Linked DNA regions of Homo sapiens: regions 1, 2, 4, 5 and 6 are each linked to region 3. Evidence: chromatin loops called from intact Hi-C (ENCODE). Cell type or tissue: mammary epithelial cell. All regions are shown on one strand. Region 1 overlaps LOC105371618 (a long non-coding RNA gene). Region 2 overlaps LOC100506023 (a long non-coding RNA gene). Region 3 has its middle 86 kb from the start of FASLG. Region 4 overlaps RABGAP1L (RAB GTPase activating protein 1 like). Region 5 overlaps RABGAP1L (RAB GTPase activating protein 1 like). Region 6 overlaps LOC100506023 (a long non-coding RNA gene).

Region 1 (5,000 bases), 81 kb before region 3:
TCTCCCTTCAGAGGTGAATGCACTTCGGCAGTTTTCAGAACTCTGAGCTGATACTTCCTAAATCGATATCACTATCCTTAACTCAGACCACTCTATAAGCTGGTACTATGGTTTCATTTTACTGACAGATACTTCTAAGATTTCATTCATTCATCTACCACTCCAATGTGTATAGCACCCCTTATGCATACCTACTAAATATTAAATATTGTGAAGTTTTATCATCTCAAATACAAAGATTTCCAACCAAATTCAGCTGCTGTCCCACATTCCATCCTGCCCTTTATAATTTCTCTCTCTACTAATTGTATCCCCAACTTTCTGCTGCTTTATCTAAAATGTCATGACTCTTCTCTCTCTATTATTATCACGTGCAATCAGTCTCTGTTAATTCTTCCTCCAGTGGCTCAAAAATCAACTCCTTTTTTTCACGCAGCTGCCATGCTGGTCTAAGGCCTCATCAAGTGGCACCTGTTTAATTAACCGCCATCAACTTTTATTGGCCTCACTGATTCCCATCTGTTTCTCACTTCAATTCATTTTGTACCCTGTGCTGAATTACTCTTCCTGCAGCATGGCTCTGAAAATGTCATTCCTCTGTTCAAGAATTTTGAGTGCTTCCTTCTGCTTATGGAAATAAGCCCCCAATTTGCCAGTCCCTCAGTAGAGATTTCTCATGAGCTGGATTCTCCCTATCCCAACTCATATTTCACTATTCCACTTCAGAAACACATTTAACATTGTTTCTGCACTATCCTCTGTACAAGCCTCCGTGCCTTTGCTCATCCAACTTTGATTATACCCCTCACTTCTCTCTATTAGTCCAAACTCTGTTAAACTAACTCTTCAGGGCACAGCTCAAGTCTTTTCCAGGAAGCTGGCCCCAGCTAAAACCACAGTTTAGTTTTCTTAGAACTGGAGTAGACTTCATAGAGCACCCTCAGGGACTCTAAGCCGCAAAAATATTAAATTCTATTCAACAAAAATTTATTGAATATTCATTATGCACTAAGCCCCAGACTAGGAACTGGGAACAAGAAAAACAAATAGATGTGATCTCTCTTTTTAAGGGACTCTTGCTTATTGGAGGGTACAAAATATATAAACATACAATTGCATTAAAAGCTGTCAAGTTCTAAGATGGAGATAAACACATGCTGTGAGAATGAGAAGGATGGGCATTTAGTCTAGCTGAGGATTCAAGGAAAGAGTCCTAGTTGAGACATCTTGTGATAAGAATGTTAAAGATGAGCAAGAGCTACCAAGACAAAAGTGGGAAAGAAATTTGAGACAAAGGGAACAAAATAAATGAATGCAGAGACATAAACAGTGGGAAGGAGGTGAGGAACTAGAAGCCTGGTAGCACTAGACTATAATGTTGTGAAACAAGAACTGGTGAGAGATGAGATGGGAAGTGACTGGAGAGACTAAGCCAGGCATTTGGGGTTTTGTAAACTATATTAAGAACTTTGTACTCTAATCTGTAAATGATGAAGAACCATTAAAAATGTTTACACAAGGAGGTTAAATGATTGGGTTTTGCTTTTAGAAAAAGTATGCTCCTTACGTTGTAGAGACCAGATTTAAGGGAAGCAAGTCAGGAGAAAGGAAACTACAGATTGCGATGTTCCAAGGAGAGGACAAGGACCTAAGTAAGGAAATCGTTATTGGGGATGAGCCTGAAAACAGATTTAAAAAATAGTTATGAGCTAAAACCATTAGACCTTGCTGATTGCCTAGATGTAGAAGGCCCAGGACAATGAGAAGTCTTACATAATTATTTAATCTCTGGTTTGGGCAACAAGATGGTTATGCCAGTAATTAAGCTAGAAATAAAGGAACCATTGGTGAACAGAGAACAACAATGAAGACAGTTCCAGGTATGTTGAGTTTGAGATTCTTCTGGGACATATCAAGCTAAAGATTACATATGAGTTCTAGGGTAAAGATTAAGTTTGACATTAGTTGTCATTCCAGTTATAAATGAAACAATGACAAGGATGAAATTCCTCAAGCAAAGTATGTAAAGAAATGGAGACTTTGGGGTAATGTTAGAAACCTGGGTTATTGTAGTTACTGGACACACAGAAGAGGAAGAGCCCCAAAAGACAAGAAAGAAATCACTCAAAGAAGCAAGAGGAATGCCAGGACAGATTGGAGTCAAGAAACTAAACCAGAGGGTTTTAAGATAGGGCGTAAGATACGGACTGAGAAAGCATCCTTGGGTTTCGCAATACAAAGTTCATTGGTGACCTTTAGAAGTGAGTCTAGGCTCCGAACCGTGATGTGTTGAAGTGTAAATGAATTACAGTCATGAATACAGTTTACTTAGCTGAAAACGAAAGGAGAAGAATTAGGGCACAGCTAGAGGCGATGCAAGGCCAAGAAATAGCTGACTGAGGCTAAAGGAATACAGATTGCAGAGGCACACAGTAAATGAGGGTCTTTATTTCATTACAAATATACAGTTTAATACTCAAAAATATCTTTCAAACACGAGGTCAGAAGGGAAATAAAGTTGCATGAATTGCCTTTGGTAGAGTTCTAACTACTTTGTGTACAGGAACATTATGTTTCTATTTTCACTGGGACCCAGAAGCACGCAGAGCTGCCTCCTCTCTTTCGTCACATGTCTCCTGAGATCCTTGAATAACTCAATTTTGGGATGTAATCATTTTGCTTTCAGGGAAGCTGAATACCATTTTTGTGAGGAATCATTCCACCACCATGTGGCTACTCTTGAGAATAGCATTTTTCTCAACTTCCTCCTAGAGCTAGCTACTGGGTTGAGTTCCCAGAGAAGGAGAATTCCACAGCTCAAAGAACTTTAGAAACCCTCTCTTTATTTTGCAGATAAGGAGAGCAAAGATAACTTGCCTAATTTTTCAAAATTTCCGTATATTTTAACTGGTTATGAATATTTTATACATTATGAGTGATTATATATATATAAAGCAGACAACAAAAAACACATACAAAATCTTTCCATGTTCATTCAAACCCAAGGACAACATCCCTGTCAGACTGTCTTAAGTAAAAAATATTGATGAAATGCAGCAATACACAGAGATCAGTGTTTCTAAACTAATCTTTAACAACAACATCCTGCCTTGAGGCTAACATGATGTTTTGTTTAAATTTAAGCCATTTCCAAAAAAAGTTTTAATTTCCGCAAGTTCAGATTGGTAAAATAGAAAGCATACCTACAGAGGATCAGTCCTTAGGTGATAATTAGAATGTGTTTATTATCTTAAGATATAAAACCCAGTTGTATAATATCTTTTGTCATTTTGCTTTTCTCTATCTTTTTTTGTGATAATAAAAATAACAGATGTCATTAAAGAAAATGTGAAGGTTTCAAGGGAAAAAGACATAAAAGTCACTAAAAGAGTTCATAACCCAATAGTATTTTAAAAAATTTTTTGGCACTTTTAATCCCTTATAACTGCTTTAAGTTAAAGAAATCAAGCTCACTATTTTATTTATCCCATTGAATTAGCTAAGAGTTAAAAAATGATTTCTTATATTTACAGAAGTTATTTCACTCTTCATATTAATCACACTTAATCAAAAAGTGTCACAAACTCTTAAGACTTTAAATAAATGTAAAACTGTTAAAACAGAGCAAAGTTGACAAGGTTTGGGCCACCTTTATGCAAGGTGGCATCTTCAGCCAGACTGTCCATATGTTCATTAATGCTGTCTTTAATTATTTCTAAAAATCTTTAAGGCATTGGCTGCTCCCTGCATCTTTAATCTGCTGGTCCAAAGATGCTTCTGGTGAATGGAAGTGCTCTAAATTAGCAAAACTAGAATAACCTAAGCTTTGAAATGTTTCAAATCAAGGCAATGGACTTCTTCTGAATAGTACAGTTGATCCTTGAACCATACAGGTTTGAACTGTGTGGGTCCACTTACAGAGAGATATTCTTCCACCTCTGCCACCCCTGAGCAAGATCAACTCCTCGGTCTCAGCCTACTTAACATGAAGACAATGAAGATGAAGATCTTTATGATGATCTAGTTCCACTTAATAAACAGTAAATATATTCTGTCTTCCTTATGATTTTCTTAATAACATTTTCTGTTCCCTAGCTTTATTGTAAGAATATAGCACGTAATACATATATTAATAACATATAAAATTCAAAACAGTACAAAATGGCTGTTTATGTTATAGTTAAGGCTTCCAGTCAACAGTAGGCTATTAATAGTTAAGTTTTTGGGGAGTCAAAAGTTAAATGCAGATTTGCAACTGCACAGGGTCAGGGGAGTTGGCACCTCTAACCCTTGTGTGTTGTTCAGGGCTCAACTGTAATGATGTCAATAACGATGACGATAACACCTTCTAAACCTTTTAAAGCATAAATGTTTTATGAACCTCTCATTTAGTCATCTTAACAACCCAACTTTACAAACGAAGGATTGTTAAGTAATGGCCCTACTTCACACAGCTAATATTCAGATAGTTCCTCTCTGCCCTAAAACCTGGAAGTGTGTCAGCTTCAGTAACCACAGTCCCATAGTCCAAAACAGTTTCTAAATACTGAATGCTTAGCCAGCCCCAGGGTTTCTGATTCTTTTCAAACTACATCAATGTGATTACATCACACCTGCAGTGGGTAAGATCTTGTAAAATTATACCTGCCCCACTTTTTTGCTTTTTTTTTTTTTTATTAAGTCAGCCTAAGGAGTTCATTTCTGGGGAAATACCAGGATATTTTACAAAAGAAATGCAAAGAGAAAAAAATGTGCTAATATTCAGTTTCTGATATACAAAACAGAATTATTCAGAAGCCAATATTCTGACAGAGGGTTTTTCCAAACTCTTTTATTACCCCACATCAAGAACCCAACTCACAGACATGGCTCATCGTGTGGAGATGATAGATCCCTGGGTCTCTGATGGCAAACCCCCTGAGAGTCTTGCTGCTCAAAGACATGACTCTGGAAATAAAAGGAAAGGCCACTCCCCCATGAATTTTTAATAAAACACAGAA
Region 2 (5,000 bases), 510 kb before region 3:
TTATCTAAATATACCTCTCTCAGTGTAGACACTAAATAGCTAAAGCCACAATGATGCTGTGAATGGGAGTTAATAAAGAGGGACTAGATTAACATCAGAATCCGCATCATACAATATGGAGTCATCAGTGCATAGGTGTTGTTTAAAGCAGTTAGACTGCATTAAGCCTTGGAGATACGAAAGAGTTTCTTTCTTGGATTTCTGAAGTAGAAGCATTGGATAGTGCCTTCTCCCACGTGAGAGGGAGATCTGGGCTCATCTAATCTCATAAGCCACATGGGCAATGAGTTCAACAGTGGAGAAGTGATGAAGAAGGAATAGGCATTCAAGAAGATGACTTTAGTCCCTTTGCTTATCCACCCAAATCTTCAATTTGACCCAATTTCATCTTTAGAATCCATTTATATTTAAACCACAATGGAACTTGTGTTTGAAGAGCTATGAATTCAAGAGTAAGGAATATGTTCAAACATTTCAGTGCCCTTTAGAGGTTAAGTAAGAGGTTAAAGATAGAGCAGGAGGCATGGCCTGGCCACTTCAAGGGTCTTCCCCAATAGATAGGGGAGGTTTCTGGTTTTTGGTTGTTGCAAGTCATGTTTCTAAGATAGAGTAGTAGGATAATGCAGTAAGAGATGGGTAGAAGCCTCATGCTGTCTTCATTCTATCCAAGTTTAACTCTTGCCCCTAAGGCCAGAATCTACATCAGGCTGTGAAAGTTTCTCAGTTTGACTGTCTCTCTTCTACCATTGTTATGGACCGAATTGTGTCCCCTTCCCCCAAATTCATGTGTTGAAGCCCTAGCCCCCAATGTGATGGCTCTTTGGGTATTTTGAGATGGGACTTTTAGGGGTAATTAGGCTTAGGTGAAGTCATGAAGGTGAGGCCTTCATGAGAAATCAGTGCTCTTATAAGAGACACCAGAGCTGTCTCTCTGCCATGTGAGATCACAGCGAGAAGGTGGCCATCTGCAGGCCAGGAAGAGGGCCCTGGAACCAAATCAGCTGACATCTTGATCTGAAACTTCATAGCCCCCAGAACTGTGAGAATAAATTTCTGTTGTTTAAATCACCCAGGCCATGGTATTTTGCTTTAGCAGCCCAAGCAGAGTAAGATAATATTTAATGTTAATTATGCTCAGAATCTGGTGACTATGTTATTAATATTCTATTTTACCATGTTTTTGTTTGTGAACTCCCTCCAGTCTTCATTGATATGTTTATGGACAATTGGGGCAAAATCAGGCATTGCTGTCTTCCTACTATTTAAACCAAGAAGTTCAGCCTTGGTGCGTTTGGCTTAACTTCCTTTATCTTTTCAAGAAATTTTCAAGGAATTGTAAGAACTACCCTCTCTTTTCCACTTCCACCTTTCTCTCTTTCTTTGAATAACACCCAAATAAAAATGATGATGTTATTACAATGGTATCTTGTTAGGACACTAACTGAATCCTGACCTACACCAATCCTCCCCTCATTTAGAGATTCTCTGAGGTCTTGGAGGTGGGGGCACAGATAAAAACAGACAGATTGTGACGATGAAGTAAGACAAAGCAAAGCAAAGAGATGGTTATTTCTTAGTTATAAGGTTAGCTCCTAAGCCTAATGCAGAACTCTAAAAAGTTTCAGTGGATCTTGTGAAGAACTCCCTTTTGCTGTGCTAGTATGTGTCTAACTAGTCAACAGTGTAAACTGTCTATTTTTGTTTCACAAACAAAAACCCACATGCAGATCATACCCTCTTTTCCACTCTGTTTGCTAAGAATAAGGGAACCCAAAAGAGGCCACACCCACATTATAACGATTGTTAACTTGGCAATGTGGTAACATTTAATACCAAATAGCCAATACAATCCTAAACTTAAACCTAAATAATACTTCTCCATAGGGACTGGAAAGAAAGGAGATGGGGAGAAGGAGCCTTGAGCTCCCCCTAGAGGTCAGCAATTACAGTCCCATAAATTAGGTTTGATATTATAAACTGACTTTTGCTTTCTTATATAATTAAATTTTCCTTCACCAATCGTCCTGCCAAAGTCTGTTCAGAACTTTAGGGAGCATTAAAGTAATTAGATAAAAAGGAAGCATAAGTAAAGCACACAGCCTAAAAAAGGCACAAAGACACATGCTGTAATTGTACACACATTCTTTTTGACCCTTGTTACAAGCAGCCTGGTAGGGGCATGAGCGTTGAGGTTTTTGCCTATCTCAATTAGCCACTTCAGTTAGAAATGACCACACAGGTTACTTGAAAAAGAGAAAGACTAGTTTTACCCCCTTTCCCCAGCAACTTCTCAGACCACTAATTCAGAATCTCTAAGGGTGGGACTCAGTGTTTTTAAAAAAACTTCTAAGGTGTCTTTAATGTGCAGCCAAGTTTGAGAACCAGTGCACTGTGGGCAAAGATTTGTTCTTCAAACCTAGCTTCTTCCTTCTGAGCCCCATGTCTTTTCTCTTTTTATAATTTATGATTCCATTTTCTATGATTCCATTTTGTTGCAGGCAGTTCCTCTTTGATCTCTTTTATATTTTAATTTTGTCAATCTTATTTTCTTCACCACTTTCAGTCTCTGTTCAAAAGATGCTTCTAATTTGCAATTATTAACAATAAGCCTAAGATAGTCTAGGTTTACCCCCATCACCCTTGATCTGGTGATTCCTACTCTTCCAGGAGCCTGGACCTTGTTTATGAGAAATAGGTATTAAAAAATTATAGAAGGTCATTTTTTAGACTGAACTTTTACTAAGTCCCAACAGGTGAGAACAAGCCAAAATGGAGTCACTTTGCTAAACGCCACATAGTGAAACTGAAACTTTAAGGGAGCAGACAGAACCCAAAACAGACCATTTTATCCTGAAAACAGGAGATTCCAGTCTACTGGAGTCAGTTGAATAAGGAAGTCCCTTCTGCTTTAACTCTTAGAAAAAAAAAGTGAACTGAAGCAGCCTGATATTAATAATCAGCCATTTTTTTCCCTACTATTTTGTTTCCTTGTTCCCACCTTACAAAACCCACTGTATGCCATTGCCTAGTGGGAACTCATATTCTATTTTATAGAATGGAGGCTGACCTGATTAATGAATTGTGAATAAAAACAAGTTAGATTTATAACTAAATTTGTTGTAACTTAGTCTTTGACAAAGGTAAAGATCTCTATCAGGCACAAAGGCCTCAACTAAAGAGTTTGAGTCTTAAGACTTTTCCTGAATTCATCACACTTTGACTGATGGCTACCTTTGCATTGTATTAATTTGTTCAAATTGCTCCCCTTAGAACTCGATTTTTAAATAGAACATCAAAGAGTTTAAGATCTTATACACAAATTCATCCAACCATAACCCTAAATTCAATAGTAGACCTAATGCCTCCATCTCTCCACTTCTGTAACTGTCCTGGAATGTCTTTCAGAAAGCTGGGAAGATAGACTGCTGGCTGCATATTGACTTCTTATCTACTGCATACACGTCCTACAACTAATATTTAGACATGACTAAAGAGAGACAGGGTAACTTTGAAATTTCTAATAGAAAAAAACTCATCTCACTTTAATTTATATGCTTGGTTCAATTTTAGCAGGAAAACCCCACAACGTCAGAGGAGCTTATCCAGCTACCTTCACAGCATTATGTAGTATTCTCTGTCCACAATCCCCATACCAGAGTAGGGCAGAAACTAGACGTTCATATGTCTTGGCTTTATCCCTCTAACCCATAGCTCAGTTCTCTCTTTGTTACCAGGCAAGAATCAAATGAGAAAACAGTTGCCAGGTCCTGATGTTTTTGCCTCAATTTGTCTGTGTTATTAAGGTTGAATTGCAAGGCCTATGTCTTCTTCATTACTCCCCTTCTCCAACTCCCAACTTTACTTTTTTGAATACTCACACTCTTACCAAGTATCTAGGAGAACCCTTTGCCAGCACGGCATGGGGCAGAGTCACTGGTCTACTATGGATCCTGTTCCTCTAGCTTCTGCCGGCTTTCTTCTTTGCCATATGCCTTTTGTATTCTATTCTAAGTTCGTTCACTTATGTTTGAGGATTCTTACTTTTGACCTCCCTCCCAGATAAATGGGGATACTAGAGCTGAGCTCTTGTGGTTGGAATGGTTATGACTAATATACAAGTATAGGGCTTGAAGAAAAAAAAGCCTGATAGCTGAAAACTGCAGAAGAGTTGCCTATGAGAGAAGGTCTAAAATATCAAGTCCAGATAAACAGGGGAAAAGCAAGACATTGACCAAAATTGAAGGGTCAGCCAAAAATTCTGGTAAGACAGAGTGAATGGATTTAAGAGAAAAAACCTGAAAATATTCCTAAATGCAAGGAAGTACAGGGGATGGGAATCTTTTATAGTTTGACCATGGCTGAGCCCATGGAAGGGAGGCATGTAAGATTTCAAGGAAGTTCTGAAACTTATCCTGCTAGAAGGAAGCTTGTAATCATTTCATCTGCAAACTCTTAAATACATCGTAAGTATAATTTTCACCAGAAATTTCTATGGAAGTTTTCTATTACCAGGGTGTTCTGTGAAAAGTCTGCTGCAGTTCCTTGTTCATTTGGGGAAATTTCTCTTGCTCTCACTCCTGATCAGTGCTCCCCCTGATGTCTGAGTTGCTGCTTTCTATCAGCCTTCAGCATGGGTTCTTCACAGTTATGAACCACACATCCTACTTTGGTGGGAACAGTTGTTCCCTAATTGTAGTCCAAGCCAACCTGCAGTAAATATAGACATTGAGAAATTTCCTATGCAAGGCAAGTAAACGTTCTTCCAACCTAGATTCAGGGCAGAAGTGCAGTGAGTATGTAACCATTTAATATCTAGTATTGCACAGATAATTATCTCAAAGGAAGAGAAAAATGGTGGAAAGGCTCCTTAAGGAATTCCCTATATTTAATTTCAGCAAATAATTATGTATTTTAATAATTTCAACAATCAGAGCTTCACATCTCTGATTAGATTTGTATGAAGATTATATGAAGCTATATCAAGAGATCCAAAATTAAGC
Region 3 (5,000 bases):
TAAAAGGGGGACTTGCCTTGCCTTGAAAATTCAGCCCCCTGTAATCCCAGCCCTTTGGGAGGCCAAGGCAGGCAGATGGCTTGAGTCCAGGAGTTCACAGACCAGCCTGGGCAACATGATGAAACTCCGTCTCTACAAAAAATACAAAAATTAGCCGGGCTTGGTGGTGCATACTTGTAGTTCCAACTACTCAGGAGGCTGAGGTGTGAAGATCGCTTGAGCCTGGGAGGCAGAGGTTGCAGTGAGCTGTGATCACTCTAGCCTGGGCAACAGAGCAAGACGCCATCTCAAAAAAAAGAAGGAAGGAAGGAAGGAAGGAAGGAAGGAAAGAAAGAAAGAAAGAAAGAAAGAAAGAAAGAAAGAAAGAAAGAAAGAAAGAAAGAGAAAATAGAAAAGGAAATTCAGTCCCGTGAAGTAATAGCAATTTTTATATACTTGTGAAATATAAACTGTCTTGAATATCTCACTAATTATTTAATACATGCTGCTTCACTACTGGGCTTTTCTTATTCTCTCCAATTGCCCAAATGACTTACCAAGGCAATAGGTAGTGATGATGGCTCAGTGATATAGAATTTGACAATAATTCTATTCGCGCTTTCTTGGACCCAGAGGGATTTAATTATTGAGGAAAGAAAGACAGTCTCCTTGATTGGAGGACAGCGGCACTCCTATGATTTGGATACCCAAGAGCAAAGTTAAATGGAGATTCTAGGGCAGACATGCAAGTGGGCTTGATCTCACTTATCTACTGTGATCTGACAGCAGTGGCTGTCAGGAGCATGGTGACGGGAAGTATCTTGAGGCTACATCCTGGCTAAGCAAGAAAAACATAAGACAATTAACAATGCTTGCAAGGATGCAGAAGTGGTGACAAGAGCCCATATTGGCTCTACATGTTATCATGAAAAAATTAACCAAATAAGACCACGAAGGAGAGTTAGATTACAAGAAACTCCTTATTCTGTATAGTGGCTATGTACAGCCTTAATTTTGATTCTCAATAGACCTGCTGAGATTTCTTAGGGCCTGGATGAATAGTCCAATATCACAAGCCATTAACATACATGAAAATTAAAGATGTAATACTAGCAAGTGATCCTCTTGGAAATGTCCCCATCAGGTTCCAGCTGACCAAATGTAAACTTATTTAAGTATGTTTGTAGATCTTGAGCTCTTAGCCACAAACATCACTTTAAATGATGAGTAAAAATAGATAAGTACTTCAAACATTGGCAAACACTCAAAGATTCAAAACCAAATGTTTCTTCCTAGTTTACCTTGTTTAAAAAGATGACACAAACTACTCCTAAAAACTAGTGACTGCCTACATTGGTAAACATTCTGGTCCTGGTGGCCTCTGGTGTTTCTTCCTTCTAGTCATGTTGTCCTTTTAAGCAAGGGTCACTCTTACTCCTCAGAGGAAAGTCAACATGACTCACTTTCAGAAACTGAAAGTACACCATGTCCACATAAGCAGTGCTGCTTACTGTATAACCGCAAAACCACATCAGAATAAGTCAGCTGCTCAGGAAGGAGAAGAAGGAGTGAGCTGAACAAACTCACCCCCATTCCAGATGGGGAGACTTTAAGAGTAGCCACAGGCTTCTTTGTTAAGCAGAGACTTAGATCAGAGGAGAAATGTCAGTGGCAGGCAGTGCAAGCAGGGTCCCTGGCTTCTGGTTACTGAATACATTGAAACAAGAGCCCACTCAAGGCCCCACTGTAAAGCCCTGAGGTTTTGGCTTCATCATCTCTTTCCTTTCCTTTGGTACATTCTTTCCCTAGTTTTCATCTCTCTCTGAACGTCAGGTGCTCTCTTGCCAAACCTCGTGTTAAGTGATTTTGGACAGGGTTTAAAGAAGTGGATCTTTTCTCTGAGTTAGATATTGTTAGGATCCCATGACTGGGTATCTTAATAATTCTTACCTAGAAGGTGTGAAGAATAAAACGAGACTGACTAAAGCATTCCTTGGTAAAGCAGCAGCAATCTCTTATATCAATAAGGATAGGGGCACACTGGTCATTTTTGTGGTCACTTTTAGACAACGCTCTTGGTTTCATCTGTGCTCAGACAGGATTATAGAGTGGATTTTATTTCTTTCTCTATTGTGATCACAGAGTGCCTTTTCTGATGTTGGCATTCTATGAAATTGTTTCTACTCAACAGGAGAACACTGGCCTAGCCATGAGTGCAGCACTAGCTTTAGCAACACCAAGGTCTAGCCTGTTCTCCATTCTTTCCTTGGGACAATCCACTCTTCCAAGTGACATAAACTAATCAGAAGAATTAATATCAGTTAACAAGAGTTAAGGGGCTGGGGAGGGGGGGTGTTCCGTACTTGCATTATAATAGTGACCTTTTAGAGAAAAGGCTGACCCCAGATAAACCATAATAGAGAAACTGGGTGGAAGAAAATAGATTCAGGAATTCTCCAATTAAACCATATAGGCAACCAGCTCCTCTGCCACCATATTAGCTGATCCTACATTTCATACCCACAGTTGAACTTCCAGGTAATCAACTAAATGAGGTCCATTCATGTTACCCTACTGTGCAGGCTTTTGGGATGGTTTGCCAACCACACTTCTAGAAGTCTCTCCTTTCATACAGAATCTCCTCTCATCTGGCAAGCTAGTCTCTTCTTGTTTTTCTGGTTTCTAAATGAATTCATATTGGAGCTTAACTTGCCAACCCTTATGAGTTGCTTTCAGAATGATCGCAACTGTTCTGAACAAGCCACCCTTTCTTGCTTGACTTCCCACTACTTTGGAGAGTGATTGTGAATCCTTGTGACTTCTCTTCACAGTACTCTTCTGCCACCTGGTGAAAGTTCGTAACACAACAAGACACTAGAGTTGCCATTCACTTTCAACTTCTACACACCCTGACACCAACACTAAGAAAACAGACACACTCACAGATGTCAGTCCATAAACACCTTGTAGGCATCTGATGCTCCCAGAAGAGGCCTGTCCACTAGGATTTCTGGGATGACCCCTCACCCATCTCTCCTTCTTCCGCCTCTCTGAAGGAAATAGCTGATTGAGAAGGATCCAGTTTTTTGCTAAGAGTTCACATTGAGACTGGAAAGGAAATGAGAATAAAAAGTATCTGGACTTCTGAAGGGGCCACAGTCAGCTCTGTGGGATAAGTGAAGCAGGAATTCCTGAGGACATCTTGCTGGTTCTCACCATCTTGTCTATAGTTCGTCCTAACAAATAAATCCGATGTCAACATTTATATCAAAGAAACAAGAAATAAATACCTATCTGTTTACCTCCTGTTTATATTAGGCCAGACATTTTACTTAATCTTCAGAATAGCTCTGTGAGATAATATATATAATTGTATAAATCTATGGGGTACAATATGATGTTTTCATCTATGTATACATTGTAGAAAGACTCAGTCAAGCTAATTAAAATATCGATCGCTTCACCAACTTATCATTTTTTGTAATGAGAACATTAAAAATCTATTCTTTTAGTAATTTTGAAATATATAATAACATATTATTAGCCACGGTCACCATGCAGTGTAATAGAACACTAAAATATATTTCTCTAATCTAACTTAAACTTTATACCCTTTGATCAACATCTTCCCTTTCCCAACACCTTCCAGAATATGTTAACACTCCCACTTCACAGAAAGAAAATGAAGGCATGGAGAGGCTAAGCAATGTGTCCAAAGTGACGTCCCTGGTTAGAGGAAGAGTTGAGGCTGAACCTCAGAGAGAAACGCCCTTGCAACTGCTGTACTTTTCTGACTCTTGCTATGCCACCTGGAGTACTGATCACTGGAGGAGAGAAAGAGGGAAAGAAACTCCCTACCTCCTTCCTGAGTCGACATTCTGTACCTCTTGGTACTGCATTTCTCAGGCACCCTAGTGCCCTTGGACCAGATTCCCAGCTTCCATGGCCTCAGGGAACATGGAATACTAATCATCCTTTTCCTTTGTCCTGGATAGTTGTAATAAGGAATCAGCAAGAGAAACTGAAAATCTAAATTCTCCTTCAGATCTAACTATTAAAAAATATGAAGCAATTAATAAAGTATGTATGTAGACATGTAAATAGAATAATAATATTTTAAATGTAACCTAAATGTTTGAAGGAACTTTTAAATAGATTTAAAAAGAAAATTAATTTTTAAAATCAAAATAATTTCTGAATCTTTTCTGCACACGAATGAACCTTTAGGGTCATGAAAAAGCTCAAACTGATGTATTTGAGATGTAAGAAGGACACCAGAAATGGAGTGCTTGCAACCCAGCCACCTGCCCTGACTGGCCAGCCTGGTGGCTCCTTCCTAGAGGAGAGATCAGGTAGGGCTCACTGGCATGGAGAAAAGCTGGTAAGTGTTGCTCTCTTAGGGAATCTCTGAACATAAGGAATGGGGAACAAGGAGAGGGGGAAAAAAGGAGGAACTCCTTCAAAGGACACTTTGGTCTGAGTGGCATCCATGGCAGAGACCATGAAAGGAACTCACAGATGACTCTCTGGAATAGAGATCACGAAGTGATGATGGTTCAAGAGCCAACTCCATTCCCATAGATGTGTTTTGATTGACTCACTCAGTGCTTTGTAAACTGTGAATTAGTGCCAGCATTTACAAATCAGGAAATTTCATATCAGTTTGTATTTTTGACTTGTCATGAGAAATGGAAGATCTGGTAATGCCAGGCCCACATCCCCACGTGAGAACAAGCTGAGTCCATCCAGGCCCTTCAGAGGATCAAGTGACTACTGCAGGCAGGCTGCAGTAGTCACTCAGCTTCCGTCTGGGAACCTAGAAGCAATTGAGTCTTTGGCTTTTGATCCAGCGGTGGCTGGCCACCCCACCAGCAAAGAACAGTGTACTGCCCCTAAAATCTGCCCACCCACCTAATTCTCAGCCTTCAGACAGGGCCATGACCACATGAATGTAGAGGCTATGGCCCCTCACCCCATTTAAGGATGTCCATAATTTGGTTAATCTTTCTGTACTTGTCAAC
Region 4 (5,000 bases), 1.5 Mb before region 3:
TAGTTACTAAAATACTAAGAAGTTGTTTCACATATATAATACATTAAAATCCTGGTTATAAAACTAAATTAGAGGAAGATTATTAGTTTCACAAAAGGATTCTTTATAAAACACTTAAGACAGTTTCCAACTACATTTTATATAAGATCCTATTTACAGAGATGTATTTATCTTTTTTTCCCCTTTCTTTTTAAAGACAGAGTCTCACTCTGTCACCCAGGCTGGAATGCAGCGGTGCAATCTCAGCTTATTGCAAACTTCGCCTCCTGGGTTCAAGCGATTCTCATGCCTCAGCCTCTCAAGTAGATGGGACTACAGGCGTGCACGACCACACCCAGCTAATTTTTGTATTTTTTGTAGAGACGGGATTTCCCCACATTGGCCAGGCTGGTCTTGAGCTCCTTACCTCAAGCAATCTGCCCACCTTGGCCTCCCAAAGTGCTGGGAGTACAGGCTATGAGCCACCACGCCTGGCCCTTCTTTTTCTTTTTCTTTTTTAGGAACACACCCTAAAAATCAGATAACCTTAAATTTACATGTCTAAAGGAAAAAATAGGTAAATTTAAATCGGGTCTATTATGAATATCATTTAAAAGGTTATATTTCTTGTTAGCACAGCATAACCATATTTCTGATTTCTTTACAAATTGTTGGCTAGCTCCCAAGATGAATATTGCTAATTTCCTTACACTTAAGTTGACTCATAGTTTTCTCAAAGGCAGGTGAAACACAAAGCCTAAGCAAATAAGTGATGTCTTAAACACAATAATGCTAAAATACAGGTATCTAAAAATAAAGCCACTGATTATTTAAATAAAATTATAAAACAATATATTCTCAACATAAACATTTAGTAATCTCATTTTCAGAATATATTTTATTAGACTGATATATTAATACACTTTTGATGCCATAGTTAATACTAAATAAAAGTCATAAGTAATATATAGCACTTTTAACTACTTTTCCTATTCCTGTTTCTAGAAGACAGTTATACCATTTTCAAGCCTATATAACTGAGTTTACTTGCTTCCTTTTCTTTGACTTAGAAAGTGCAACACAGAAGTGAAAAAGGGACCATATCTAAATAAAAACTCAAATGCTAAAAATATAAGATATGCTTTAAAAACATTTAGACAAGTCGACTGTTAAATCACACAACGGAACGTTACCAGCTGATTTAAAACATAAAAATCATAAAGAAAAAAGTCTCTCAAGTGAAAGCAAAACATTTAATTAACTTCTAAAACCCAGCAGTAAGAGAAACAAAAACATCCAGATAAAGTAATGTAAAATTTAACCATTATGTCTAATTCACCAAAAAATCCTTTCTCTTCTTTTTCTTCTTTTATTCTTCCCCCTAAAATTCCAAATCAAAAGGTAAACAACCAAAAGCAAGAACTTTTTAAAATACACAAACCAAATAATTAGGGTCTGGATAAATCAAACATTGATTTTATTTTGAAAGTCAGCACTTGAGAAAAACCTTTGCATTTTACACATCTCCTAAGTTTCAAATAGTTTTTAATTAAAAATTATACCATATGTAGAAAAGAAAAAAATACCTTCAGTTGAGGTTTTTCTTCATGTTTTGTAGAATTATCATCTGCATACTGAGGAACCAAAACAAATTCTTCACTGTTCATTGTAGCCACAGAATCAGATGATCCACTAACCTTCTGTAATGAAGCTCTGACCTCCATTTCAGTTCTGCAAACTTCTCTTCCCACAACCACCTGGAAAAACAAAAGGGATTAAAAAAAAAAACCTACTGATTAAAAACATGAACTAATTAAAAACATGAACTAATAAAGCTTTAAAAATGGTTTATGTGAAGAAGAATCCTGCTGGCTAGATAATTATCTCAAAGTTAGGGAGGCTACCTTCTTGGACTGAGCCACTTAATGGAAATGTACTCTCTCTTCATCCTAAGTTTCCAGACTAATAGAGCCATATTGTTACCTAAAAATTTACACAAACCAGTCCATATCTCAACCAGATTTATCACTGTTTACCTGACACACTCACTCTCATTTCTCTTAGAAATACTGTTTTCTTTTTAATAGAGGAAATAATTAAATGATACTAGAAATACCTACAAATGCACACACAGACACAAAACCATATTCACTGACACTGCTATATTAATTAAATCTAAATGCTTCAAAAAAAAACTTATCTCCTCAAGACCGAATATTGTACCTGCAAATATTTTTTCTGAGTAACTAAAGTTGACTAATACAGAATTCAACATCCTAAGACATATAGCTTCTCTTTCCTGACACATTATCACTTATTAACACCAAAAAGAAAAAGAAAAAAGCTTCTATATTGCCTTCACGTAGCAAATAATGTTTCAGTAATCAAACACAGTGTAATTCTGTTTTCTGGATAGATCTCTACAGCATAGAAACAACACTCACTATCATATCCAGAAGTTCATGTACTCACACAACTAAGTTTAACTGCAGACATACACTATATAACAGACACAACTCAGCCCTGAGGTTACCTAAGTGAATAAGGAAAACAAGTAGCCTGCACTTCTGGGGCTTACATACTAGTAAGAAAACAAATAAAAAGGGAGCAAATGGTGATTCCAAGTCACTCTAAAGGCTATGCAAACAATAAACACGTTAATGTGACAAACAGTAGCTATGGGAAGTATACGGACAAATTAAGGTGGTAGGAAAAAGCTCTCTGAGAGGAAAATATCTGAGCCTAAACCTGAAAGACAAAAAAGAACCCTACTATTACACAATCTGCTCAGTGACCAAATGAGTAATGTGATAGAGGGGCAGGACAAGCAGGCTAGGGCTAAAGAACACGGGACCTTGTAAGCCATAGTAAGTCTACTGATCCATGCCTAAAATCCCCCCAGAAATGTTATTTTTCTTTCTAATTAGGTTACCTTTTCATTATAGCCTATAAGTATAGCTGCAATATTCCATTTTGCCATTAGGTGACACTAACACCATTACTCTTGGCAATAAAAAGAATGAGTCTAGCTTCAAGTTACATGTGTATCTTTTAAAAAGTAATTACTTTCCAACTTTATAAAAAATCAAAAATTTCAAGAATATCAAAATAAAGAATAACCATACTCCTGGACCAGTGTAATTAGCTAGCCATCATTTATTTCTGTTATGCATGTTAACACCCTTCCTTTTTAAAACCCAAGCGACATTCATCTGTCCTCTGAAGGTTTTTTTCTCACTTTGTATATTTTGTTTCTAAAAATGCAGAATGTGTTACAAGCCAGGTCTTTACTCTTCCAGACTGCACGATGAATCCTTAACTGCCAACACACCACATATTCCAGATGTCTTTCTGTGGTCAATCCTTCAAGTCCTTCTCAGGTTGCTGCTCCTCTACCTGATTTCTAAATGTTAGAAATTCCCTGAGTTCAGATCCTGACCTTTTCCCTTGTCACACACTCTAAGTAATGTCTGTCATTGTCATGGACGAAAATACCATCTGCAGGCTAACAGTCTTCCAAATTTCTATCCCAACTCAAATACCTTCTCTAAATTCCTGCCCTGAAATTCACCTCTCTACTTGATATTTCCATGTGGAAGTCTTATCGTATCTTAAATGAAACATGACCAAAATGGAATTCCTAATGTCTCCTCCAAACTTGTTTCCAGTCCCGATTTGCCATTTCAGTAAATAACACCACTATCTTCTACAAAGTTACTTGAACACGAAACCTGGATATCATCCTTGATTCACCTCCACTTCTTTACTCCTCACATCAGCAAGTCATGTCAGACCCACTTCCAAAATAAGACTCACATCTATCCATTTTTCTGTCTACTACTACTACCACTCTAGTCCAAACAATGCTCTTATCTACTGTAAAAGCCTCCTAACCCATCTTCTATTTCCAGTCTTCTTCCCTCAATCTACGTCATTGTTCACAAAGCTGCCAATTTATTTAATTTTTTTTCGGAAAATAAATTAGATTACATGAAAACTCCAGACCAAAACCTTTTCACTAAAATTTAAATAAAATTCAAACTGCTTCCCAAGACTTACAAGGCCCAATACACCCTTGCCCCCATCACTTTCTCATTATAATTCCTTAATCACACAAGTTCCAAAACAAGCAAAAACCAAGAAAAATCATTGCCAGCATATCTGGCTTGAAAGAAAGATTAAAAGTAGTTCTTCAGACAGAAAGAAAATTATATAGGTCAAAAATGTGGATCTATGTGATAAAAGGAAGAATAAATGTATTGGATGATTATACCACATGGACAAAAAAAAAAAACATGACAGCAATGGCAAAAAAAAAAAGGGGAGGGGGAGAGAGGGAGGAATTGGAAATATCCTGTTACAAGGTAATGGCACTACTTGTACATGGGTTACATGCAGTATAAAATTATTTAAAAAATTACTTTTTTACTCCTTTATTTTTAATTTTTGTGGGTACATGTGTATATATTAATGTGTTATGTGAGATACTTTTACATAGGCATGAAATGCATAATAATCACATCAGGGCAAATGGAGTATCCATCACCTCAAGCATTTATCCTTTGTGTTAGAAGCAATTCAATTATTCTCTTAGTTATTTTTAAATGTCCAATTAAATTGACTACATTCACCCTGCTGTGCTAGCAGATACTAGGTTTTATTCATTCTTTCTAATTATTTTTTCATACCTATTAACCATCCCCATGTCCCTTACCCATCCCACCTTCCCACTACCCTTTTCAGCTTCTGGTAATCATTGTTCTAATTCTCTATCTACATGAGTTCAATTATTCCAATTTTTAGCAATCAGAAATAAGTGAGAATGTGTGAACTTTGTCTTTCTGTGCCTGTTCACTTAACCTAATGACATCTGCTTTCATCCATGTTGCTGCAAAATGACAGGATCTCCTTCTTCTTTATGGCTGAATAGTACTCCACTGTATATGTATACATTTTCTTTATCTGTTGATGGACACTTAACGTTGCTTCCAAATCTTGGCTGCTGTGAGTAGTGCTGCAAT
Region 5 (5,000 bases), 2.0 Mb before region 3:
TTCCTGGGCTCAAGTGATCCTTCTGCCTTGGCCTCACAACATGCTGGGATTACAGGCATGAGACAATACACTCAGCCTTGAAATGTATTTTTAAAAGCAAAATATCTCATACATTTTCAAGATGCCTCCCATTTTTAGGAATATGTAATCCCCAGCAATTTGTTTGTTCTTAAGGGGAAAACATGTACGTAGTAGGAGTCAAAGGTTTGGAGAATTATTAAGAGTAAAAAATAAGTAAACATATTATGGCCACTTATCATTTATAGTACAAGGTCTAACTCCAAATGCAAAATAATAACCAACATCTACTGAGTATTTTGTATGTGCCAAGATATGAATTAATTACATTAAAGGCATGTCCCTATTTCATCCCACAACCACCTAAAATTCCATTTTATACACAAGGAAATCAAGATTTAGAGAAATCAAAGTAACTTTCCTAAGTCCAATAGCTAATAAGTGCAGATCTAGGATTTTAACCTAATTCCAAAAGTGATACTCTAAACAATTAAGTTAGAGAAGATGATTCAATGAATATGTGAATGAATGAATAAATCTCTTATTTGGATATTATTTAATGTGTCCTCTACTTCCTAAAGGATTAAAGTGATTCTTTCCATTTAAAGGCAAGTAAATTTTGAGAGCAGAGAGTAAAAAGATAACAAATAAGTGACTTCTACCAGAACTAAATTCTATTATTTGTTTCCATATTGAAAACACTCAAAAAAAGTAGCTGACTGCTTGCAGTATATGAGGCAACAAAAACCCAACTTGCTGTGGGAAGAAAGGGTCACCACCTTCCTCTAATGACAACAGATTGAGATCAGCCTTGCATGCATGACGAAGTAGCTTTTTAACTGATTTGGATACTGCTATTTCAAAATTCAATTACATTCTGGCATCATCTTTGCTTTAAAGAACACCTACAAGTAATTGCCCCAAATTGAATAATTGCTCCAAAGTGCAGATCATGATGTTCTTGGGTAGGCCAAGGATTAAGCACCCACAATCTTGCATAAAATAACAGCTGACAGTAGAGCACTCACTGAAACAAAGACACTGAACATTCTGGCTCTGATAAGCAGGCAATCGTGGGTTCAGAGAGAGCTGACAGATTGTGTGAGAAGCTGTCAAAAACTTAAGCTGACAGCACTGAGAACAAATGCTGAAAAGGTAGTGTCAAAAAGTACCAAGTGTGCATCAGCACCTGGGTTCTTAGGAATCAAAATAAAAGGGAAATAATGGAAATCCTAACAACAAGTCAATAAACCAAATTACCAAATTATCAAACCAAAAATGGCCAAAGTAAATGGAGCAGGTTCACAGACAAAGCTAGAGGAAATGGGGTTCTGTCCTTTCTGACCCATACAAAAGAAAACATACCACCCTAGGAAGAGATAATGACTAAATGAGATAGCATACATCAAGTGAACTGAGTATTTGGTAAATATTCGATAAACACTAGCAATTATTATTATTAGGTTCATGTATTTATTGCCCATTATATCCAGTATTTTATATTTTTCACTTAATCCTCTCAACAGCTCTATGGCATATGTATTATTGCCACCATTTTAGAGATGGCTAAACTGAAGCTCAGAGACAGAACACTGTTAGTAAATGGTAAAGCCAGGCTATAACTCAGGTCTATCAGACTAAAGCAAATCCAGGCTTTTTTCCACTAATTCCATCTTGAGTGCCAACTCAGTGAGACTTTTGTTAGATATCTGTGATGGATTAAAGAGTCACAATTATTTGATGCTTCTCCATTGAGAGTTAAGGTCTCTGTTCTCTCATTTCAACCTGGGCAGACTATGGTACTGCTTTTACCAGTAGAATATGGTGGAAGTGATGCCATGCTAGTTTATGTGCCCAGGCCTTCAGATATTGACAGCTTTCATGTTCAGTCCCTTGGAGCACTCACTTTTCGAAGCCAGCTACCATATAAGAAGTGCAATTATACTTATACTCCCATGCTCTCTAAGGAACCAAGCAATCAAAAGAAGGCCTGGAGAACCAGATTTCATCAGTAAAGAAGAAAGACCAAGAATCACCAAAGTGGTAGATATGTGAGTAAAGAAGTCATCTGGAAGTGAATCAGGTGGTCCAGCTGATGCCAAGTGGATCAGAGATGAACCACACAGTTGAATTCCAAAATTTCTGACTCATGAGATTGTAAGAAAATAAATGATTGGTTTTAATTACTTTTTTTCACTTGGAAATAATTTCGGATTTAGAAAAACTTTGCAAAAACAGTACCAAGAAGTCCTACATATCCTTCACTCAGTTTTACCCAAACATTAACATCTTACATAACCATAGTATAATGATCAAAACCAAGAAACTATTATTTTTATCAAATGCTCCACTAATGCCCTTTTTCTGGTCCAGGATGCAATTCTGGATTATATATTGAATTTGGTTGTCATGTCTCCTTAGTCTCCTTTCATATGGGACCGTTTTCAGTGTTTATTTTTCATGACCTTGATGCTTTGGAAGAGTATTGGCCAGTTATTTTATAAAATGTCCCTCAACTCGATATGTCTACTGGTTCCTTATGATTAAATTCAGAATATGTATTTTGGGCACAAATACCACAGAAGTGATGCTGTGCCCTTCTCAGTGCATTCTATCAGGAGGTTACATAACATCACTATATGTCTCACTATAAAAATCATTGTCCTTTTAAAGCCACTCAGTTTTCGTATAGCTTGTTATATATTACAGGTAATCAAAAGAAAATCCATTTGGCTTCTCTGATAAATTTCTTGCTGCTATGATCTATAAAGCAATGCATTGTTTCAAAGAAAGTAGTGAAAGTGACAGATAATTAACACGCAAAAAGAAATAAGTTAATACTAGCTGCTCTTAAATACAGGTTCTACAGCAAGAATATTTAGAATATTAGCCAAAAATTCTTTTACTTTATTCTGCTTCTCATGTTTTAATCTCTTTGAAAGTTTAATATTTTAGGTTGGCTAATGGTGCTTGATGGAGTAACTAAATAAAAGAATGTGATGTTTGGGTTTTGTTCTGAATGTCCACTAGAGGTCAGGATTGCAGCACTGAAAATCAATCGCTTTTTTTTTTTTTTTTTTTTTTTTTTTACGTATTTCACAGACCAACATAGTAGCCTTGTATACAAATTGAGACATGCTGTTTTAAAACCCTTATGGCTAAGTCCTCCCTTATTTTTACTATTAATTTACTAACATATACCAAAAAAAAAGGATGACTCCCACCCTTCCTTTCCTCTAGCTTAATTATATATTTTCCATTTTATTATAGTTATTTGTTATACAGTTTTTTCATAAATGACTAGTGAATGAGAAAGAGTTCAAGAATGGGTAGGGATGAGAGATAAGTTTAACATGAATGCATCTGTTTAGTCATGAGTAATTTTAAAATATTTTCTTGGTTTACACTTGTTTGTACAGATTAAGTAGTAAAATATCTACAAAATCTAGAAGTCTTTATCATAGGTGACTCTGAGAAGAATTTTTTTTAAAAAAACATAGTTTTGCTATTATTTATTTATTTATTCATTTATTTTAAACTTTTATTTTAGGTTCAAAGGTATATGTTCAGGTTTGTTATGCAGGTAAACTTGTGACATAGGGGGTTTGTTGAACAAGGAAAGAAATTTTTAGAGGTTTGTGACATCTGAATTAGATAAAACTTTCAGAAACAAGGCAGGCAAAATGAGATAAGGAAATCAAATTAGAGGTTTTAACATGTGTTTCAAACTGACCCAATAGTTCAATAGATAGTTTTTTGGATAAACATAGAAATTGACGTTTTTGGTCTTGAAGCTTGAACCTTAACATTTGTTTTATCGGATTCCTTACTCAACAAAGGACCTTCAGGTCTCTCAAAAAAAAGTATGGAAGAACTGGAACTCACCAGATCACCATATCCAGATAATGAGATGAGGGCCCCTCATTCACCATAATTGCTTCCTTACCCCTCTCTAGTTCCTGTTTCTTACATATTGCTATATCTCTTCCCTGCTATATAAGTCCCTAGTTTCAGTTTGTCAGGGAGATGGATTTGAGACTGAGCTCCCATCTCATCTCGTCTGCTGCAGCCCCCAATTAAAGCCTTCTTCCTTGGCAATAATCATCATCTTAGTCATTGGCTTTCTGTGCTGTGAGCAGCAGGACCTAGACTGAACCCCTGGTGTTGTGGTAACATATTCATCATATGTCAAGCATTTTGAGGACATTTACAAAGATGGATAAGTCATCCCTACACTCAGAGGACTCCCAGATTAGGATAGCAGATAAAAATATAAACAGATAACACACCACCTAGGGAATGATAGGGAGGTATGACCTGAACATTAGAGCACTGAAGTATTGCTATAAAGTCCCTAAACACATGTTCCATTGGCCATTGAATACTGGCATTCACCTTTCTGTTCTTCTCAAATTCTCTTAAGTCATGATACACATCGGATTATATTGTTTTACAGTTATAGTTATCAGTCAACCATCCCAGGCTGCAGGGGTGCTTTTGATACTCTTCATAATGATACAGGACTTCTTATCAGCTACTATTAGCTGATCTTGACCTTCTCCTTCCTCCAGGCTTCTGCCAGTTTTCCATTAACCCAATCCATCCAGAAATCTTTTGTTAGAGTTCTTGTGCTCATACCACTTTTCTTTCTTCCTTTTTCTTTGAAATGAAGTCTTGCTCTGTCGCTTAGGCTGGAGTGCAGTGGCGCGATCTCAGCTCACTGCAACCTCCGCCTCCTGGGCTTAAGCAAATCTCCTGCCTCAGCCTCCCGAGTAGCTGGGATTACAGGTGTGCGCCACTACACTCAACTAATTTTTGTATTTTTAGTAGAGATGGGTTTCACCACATTAGTTAGGCTGGTCTCGAACTCCTGACCTCAAGTGATCCACCTGCCTTGGCCTCCTAAAGTGCTGGGATTACAAGCTGAGCCACCGCATCTGGCCCCCTTTTCTTTCTTCTTCTTCTTTCCTCCTCCTCCCCCT
Region 6 (5,000 bases), 660 kb before region 3:
CTAATTCTTTGTATCTTTAGTAGAGACGGGGTTTCACCGTATTGGCCAGGCTAGTCTCGAACTCCTGACCTCGTGGTCTGCCCGCCTCGTCCTCCCAAAGTGCTGGGATTACAGGCATGAGCCACTGCACCCGGCCAACTATTTCCTTTTTAAAATTTTTTTATTTTTATTTTTTGAGAGAGTCTCACTCTTTGGCCAGGCTGGAGTGCAGTGGTGTGATCTTGGCTCACTGCAACCTCTGCCTCCTGGGTTCAAGTGATTCTCATGCTTCAGCCTCCTGAGTAGCTGGGATTACAGGTGTGTGTCACCATGTCCAGCTAATTTTTTTGTATTTTTAGTAGAGATGGAGTTTTGCCATGTTGGCCAGGCTGGTCTCAGACTCCTGGCCTCAAGTGATCTGCCCACCTCAGCCTCCCAAAGTTCTGAGAATACAGGAGTGAGCCACTGCACTCAGCCTAACTATTTCTTGATCAAATATTTTATTGAGCTCTTCTGCTGCAAGATGACATCCTCATGGAATTTATATTCTAGAGGATTTTAGAGATTATTTTAAAATACCTTCTTATAGTCCAGATTAGGAAGCCAAGGTGAAGACATGAAAAATAATTTGCTTGTCATCACAGAGCTAGGGAAGAAGCACAGCTAAACCAGAACTACAGCTGGAACCCAGGTCTCCTGGATTGAACTGTCCCCGCCCCTGCCCCTGCCCCTGACACTAGTCCAGCAAAGAAAGACCTGAGGGGTGCTGGTGATGAGTGATGACTGCTCTGCCTCAGGCTGAAGATAGAAGCAGCCTATCTCAGGTGGGTGGAAATTTTCCTTTCTTCCTTTGACCATGGGCAAAGTGATATGCCCTGGTCCGCAGCAACAGAGACTTCAGGAAGCCCACACACGTCAAGCGGCCAAAGCGGACCAGTGTCAGCAGGGGGAAATCAGAGGGACTTCCCCCAAGTCCTTCCTGTCAAAGAAAGAAGCATGAGAGGCCTTCATGAAGGTGAAAACCACACATTAAGGACTAGTCCAGACTGGGTACATGTCTCCCCAGTGCAGCTGCTACCCCTTGGGTTTTACCCCAGGACACTGGGTTCCGTCCTGTCATGGTGGTCAGTGCTGGAAAGTTGGGGTTTAAAGCTGTACACAGAGCTTCAGGCAAGTCCTAGGCCAAAGTTCAGTCCAAGGAGCACCAAGGTCTTCTCACTAGCAGCAGGTAGGAAATGATGGACATTGGATGATAACCTGGAGGCCAGTGACATGGTGAGACCACTTCTGACTCCCTCATTTCCCATCTCTGACATCACATCTCCACCACGTGGGCTCACTTAGACATGCTCACAACTATTAAGGTACCACTGGGGGCTTCCTATGACCAAGTCCCTTTAAATGTCTTTTGAATGTTCCCTCCCATTGTGAGAGGAAGGTAGTAATAAGGTGGTACCAAAATAGAATCTTGACACCCATTTACAACTTTTATTTGAGAAGAAGAAATGGGGAGTTGATGAGTGAGTATACGGAGAACCAGTGAGTGAGTGAATGTATATATGTATCTATTTACTTTCCTGGGCCCCAGTAACCTTATTCCTTGAATTCTTGTTGAACCGCAAATTTAGAGCTTCTTTGTAGGTTAGTCTGGTGATTCACTGTTGGTTTGTGGGTGTCAGACATGCAACTGTGACAGCTGTCATCATCTTCTGTTTATGCTGGATTGTGGACTTCTTAAGATCAAGGCCTGTGTCTTTTTTTATTTTTTATTTTTAAATTGAGGCAGTGTCACACTCTGTCACCCAGGCTGGAGTGCAGTGGTGCAATCACGGCTCACTGTAGCCTCAACCTCCAAGGCTCAGGTGATCCTCCCGCCTCATTTTTTGATTTTTTGTAGAGATGAGGTCTCACTATGTTGCCCAGGCTGGTCTCAAACTCCTGGGCTCAAGTGATCCATCCACCCTGGCCTTCCAAATTGCTGGGATTGTAGGTGTGAGCCACTGCACCTGGTTTTTTAAAAAATTTAAGTTTATGTTTTATTGAAGTATAATATGTATACAGAAAAGAGTACAAACCTTGAATGCAGCAGGAGGGTGTACATGTACATAAAGGACTTACACCCGTGCACTCAGAGCCTAGATCAGGAAGCATGGAGAGCTGCGGGAGCTCCTCAGGGCTTACTGCCAGCCACCACTTCCCCTTCATCCTCCTGCCAGCGTAACCACTGCCTGCACTTCTCACACTGTAGATTAGATTTGCATGTGGGAGTCATATTTTTATGCCAGAAAAGAATACTTGATTTTTAAGAAAAAATCACTAAAAGCAAATGTCCTTCAGGGAATACACAATAGTTCAGTTATAAATTCTGTAGTCTTGGGCTTTACCTTAAAAAGTTTGATGACTTTCAATTTAATTTTTTCTTCTTATTTTGAAATAATTTCAATCCTAAAGAAAACTGGCAAGAATAGTATAATGACTTTTTTTTCTGAACTGTTGGAGAGGAAATTATTGCATGATGCCGTATCACTTTAATATTTGAATGTATCATTCCTGGACCCAAGGACATTCTTCTATATAAAAATAATACAACTATCTAAGTTATAAAAGTATTAATAACATTAATACATTACTAACATTGAATCTGCAGACACCATTCCAGTTTCCCCAGCTGTCCCAATAAATGTGATTATCGCAGAAGTTCAGGATCAAGCACTGCATTTGGTTGTTGTGCCTCTTTGACCCTCTCAGAGTAGGGGAGTTCCTCAGTCTTTCCTTGATTCCATGACCTTCACATTTTAGTAGATTACAGTTATTCTGTGGAATGCTCCTTCATTTGAGTTTGTCTCATATTTCCTCAGAATTAGATTTAGGTAATGCTTTTCATTTTTGGTAGGAATAGCAGAGAAGTGATGCTGTGTATGGTCTTCTCATTGCATCCTACAGGTGGTGCACAATTTCAGTTTGTCTTATTAATGGTGATGTTCACTTTGATCACTTAATTAAGAGGTGTCTGCCAGTCCTCTTCACTGTAAAATTATTATTTTTTAAAAAAATTTGTAAATATTTTACGGAAGGTACTTTGAGACTATTTAAATATCCCATTCTGGCCAGGTGCAGTGGCTCATCCGTGTAATCCCAACTCTTTGTGAGGCCAAGGAGGGTGGATCACTTTAGGCCAGAAGTTTGAGACCAGCCTGGGAAACATGGTGAAACCCCCCGTCTCTACTAAAAATACAAAATTTAGCCAGGCATGGTGGCGCATGCCTGTAGTCCCAGCTACTCGGTAGGCTAAGGTGGGAGAATCACCTGGGCCTGGGAAGTTGAGGCTGCAGTGATCGAGCCACTGCACTCCAGCCTGAGTGACAGGAGTGAGACCCTGTCTCAAAAGAAAAAAAAAACAACTCCATTCTGCATGAAATGTTCATCCATTAGTTTTAGCATCCATTGATATTTCTTGTCTGAAACCATACTATTATGATGGTTGCCAAGCAGTGATTTTTTAAATTTAATTATCCATTCTGCATTTAATTAGTTGGCATTCTACTATAAGAAAAAACTTACTTTCTTCCTTATTAATCAATCAATTATTTATATTAGTATGGACCCATGGAAGCTTATTTTATCTATTGGGTTCTAATCTGTTTTCATCAAATTGTTCCCAATTTGGCCAGTGTTCCTATCATTCTTTGTATATTTTCTTGCCTGTTCCTATCATTCTTTGTACATGTCCTTGCCTTCTGGAACAACAAGATATTCCAAACTCATCTTGTAATTTTCCTGCCATTTCTCCTGAGGGGCCTGGCTCTTTTTCATGGAAAATGGTATTTAGAAGTTGTCTTAGTCTGTTTGGGTTGCTATAACAAATATCATAGACTGGTTAGCTTATAAACAACAGAAGTGTATTTTCCACAGATCTGGAGGCTGGTAAGTTCAAGATGAGGGTGCCAGCATGGTTGGGGTCTGATGAGGGTTTGCCTGTGAGATGCAGATTGCCAACTTTCTGGCTGTGTAAGGGGCAAGGCAGTTCTCTGAGCCTCTTCTATAAGGGCATGAGTCCCATACCTGGACCTCTGCCCTGATGACCTTATCACCTCCCAAAGTCCCCACCTCCTAATACCATCACTCTGGGGATTAGGATTTAAATATATGAATTTTGTAGGGGATAAAAACTGTCAAACCATAGCAGAAATCAAAATATGGATGATAGCTGTGTTCATTGCTATTGGGATGTCTCTGCTCCCAGGCTCTCAATGTATAGAGCTAGGACACACACACACACACACACACACACCCATTTACATCTAGTTTTATATCTGTATATTACAGGAAAGCATGAATTCATGCTGATAGTGATGATTTTAATCTACAGCAGCACAGATTCATTCTAGTTTTCACTTTCCAGATTTGTAACTTTTTTTTTTTTTTTTTTTTTTTTGAGGCAGAGTCTTGCTCTGTCACCCAGGCTGGAGTGCAGTGGCATGATCTCAGCTCATTGCAACCTCCACTTCCTGGGCTCAAGTGATTATTCTACCTCAGCCTCCTGAGTAGCTGGGATTACAGGTGTGTGCGACCACACCCGACAAATTTTTATACTTTTTATGGAGACGGGGTTTCGTCATATCGCCTAGGGTGGTCTCAAGTGATTTGCCCACCTTGGCCTCCCAAAGTGCTGGGATTATAGGTGTGAGCCACCGCGCCTGGCCAGATTTGTAACTTCTTTTTCTGACTGTGAGAAGCTGGTTACCTTGATCTACCCTCAGGTTCTGACACTCCACACGGACTGTGCTAATATCCTCCTCATCCTTCTTGGGCCCCAACACCCCAGCCAGGCTGTTTGGTCTGCTTTTCTCCCCTCCCGCACCACCTGCCTCCCCAGTGGCCACTGCCTTTGCTCCCTGCACAGCCATCAGCCTTACTCCACTCAGGTGCCAGCAGTCTGCACCGAGTGAGGCAGTCACCCTTCTCATCCTGCTGCTGCTGTAATATCCTGCCTTGCCATTGCTACTGTCTCCCCATCCCCC

The links. A loop is a pair of places that touch in the nucleus more often than their neighbours do. Peaks named below come from ENCODE experiments on the same cell type or tissue, not always from the same donor. Only the 100,000 strongest peaks of a DNase experiment are listed, where the experiment ranks them.
Region 1: it touches region 3 in a loop (5-fold over the local background); 38 of 110 quality-filtered maps call a loop at or near these places.
Region 2: a loop joins it to region 3, with 7 times the contacts of the local background. A loop is called at or near these places in 5 of 110 quality-filtered maps.
Region 4: a loop joins it to region 3, with 24 times the contacts of the local background. A loop is called at or near these places in 14 of 110 quality-filtered maps.
Region 5: a loop joins it to region 3, with 14 times the contacts of the local background. A loop is called at or near these places in 19 of 110 quality-filtered maps.
Region 6: it touches region 3 in a loop (6-fold over the local background); 23 of 110 quality-filtered maps call a loop at or near these places.

The regions. Positions count from the first base shown.
Region 1 is chr1:172,823,920-172,828,919 of GRCh38, reverse strand. It overlaps LOC105371618 (a long non-coding RNA gene), which reads left to right. Exons shown (of 3, transcript XR_007066734.1): 3 at 3,731-3,795. Among named protein-coding and RNA genes, the nearest start is that of FASLG, 170 kb to the right of the region's middle. In mammary epithelial cell, a CTCF peak has its summit at 2,729; a DNase peak (open chromatin) is centred at 2,679.
Region 2 is chr1:173,252,326-173,257,325 of GRCh38, reverse strand. All of the region lies in intron 2 of LOC100506023 (a long non-coding RNA gene), which reads left to right. It also overlaps a transcript of TNFSF4 not described here. Among named protein-coding and RNA genes, the nearest start is that of TNFSF4, 47 kb to the right of the region's middle. In mammary epithelial cell, a CTCF peak has its summit at 1,934 (motif pointing left); no DNase peak of the experiment used is centred here.
Region 3 is chr1:172,742,971-172,747,970 of GRCh38, reverse strand. No RefSeq gene overlaps it. Among named protein-coding and RNA genes, the nearest start is that of FASLG, 86 kb to the right of the region's middle. In mammary epithelial cell, a CTCF peak has its summit at 2,825 (motif pointing left); DNase peaks (open chromatin) are centred at 1,480 and 2,760; H3K27ac peaks cover 810 bases.
Region 4 is chr1:174,215,861-174,220,860 of GRCh38, reverse strand. RABGAP1L (RAB GTPase activating protein 1 like) reads right to left here. Exons shown (of 26, transcript NM_001366446.1): 2 at 1,566-1,736. The coding sequence starts at 1,703. Among named protein-coding and RNA genes, the nearest start is that of RABGAP1L, 59 kb to the right of the region's middle. RefSeq lists a silencer at 257-376. In mammary epithelial cell, a CTCF peak has its summit at 2,958; no DNase peak of the experiment used is centred here.
Region 5 is chr1:174,742,198-174,747,197 of GRCh38, reverse strand. The region is part of intron 17 of RABGAP1L (RAB GTPase activating protein 1 like); the gene reads right to left. Among named protein-coding and RNA genes, the nearest start is that of RABGAP1L-AS1, 210 kb to the left of the region's middle. In mammary epithelial cell, a CTCF peak has its summit at 3,047 (motif pointing right); no DNase peak of the experiment used is centred here.
Region 6 is chr1:173,406,974-173,411,973 of GRCh38, reverse strand. The region is part of intron 2 of LOC100506023 (a long non-coding RNA gene); the gene reads left to right. It also overlaps a transcript of TNFSF4 not described here. Among named protein-coding and RNA genes, the nearest start is that of PRDX6-AS1, 52 kb to the left of the region's middle. RefSeq lists an enhancer at 726-1,275. In mammary epithelial cell, a CTCF peak has its summit at 2,919; no DNase peak of the experiment used is centred here.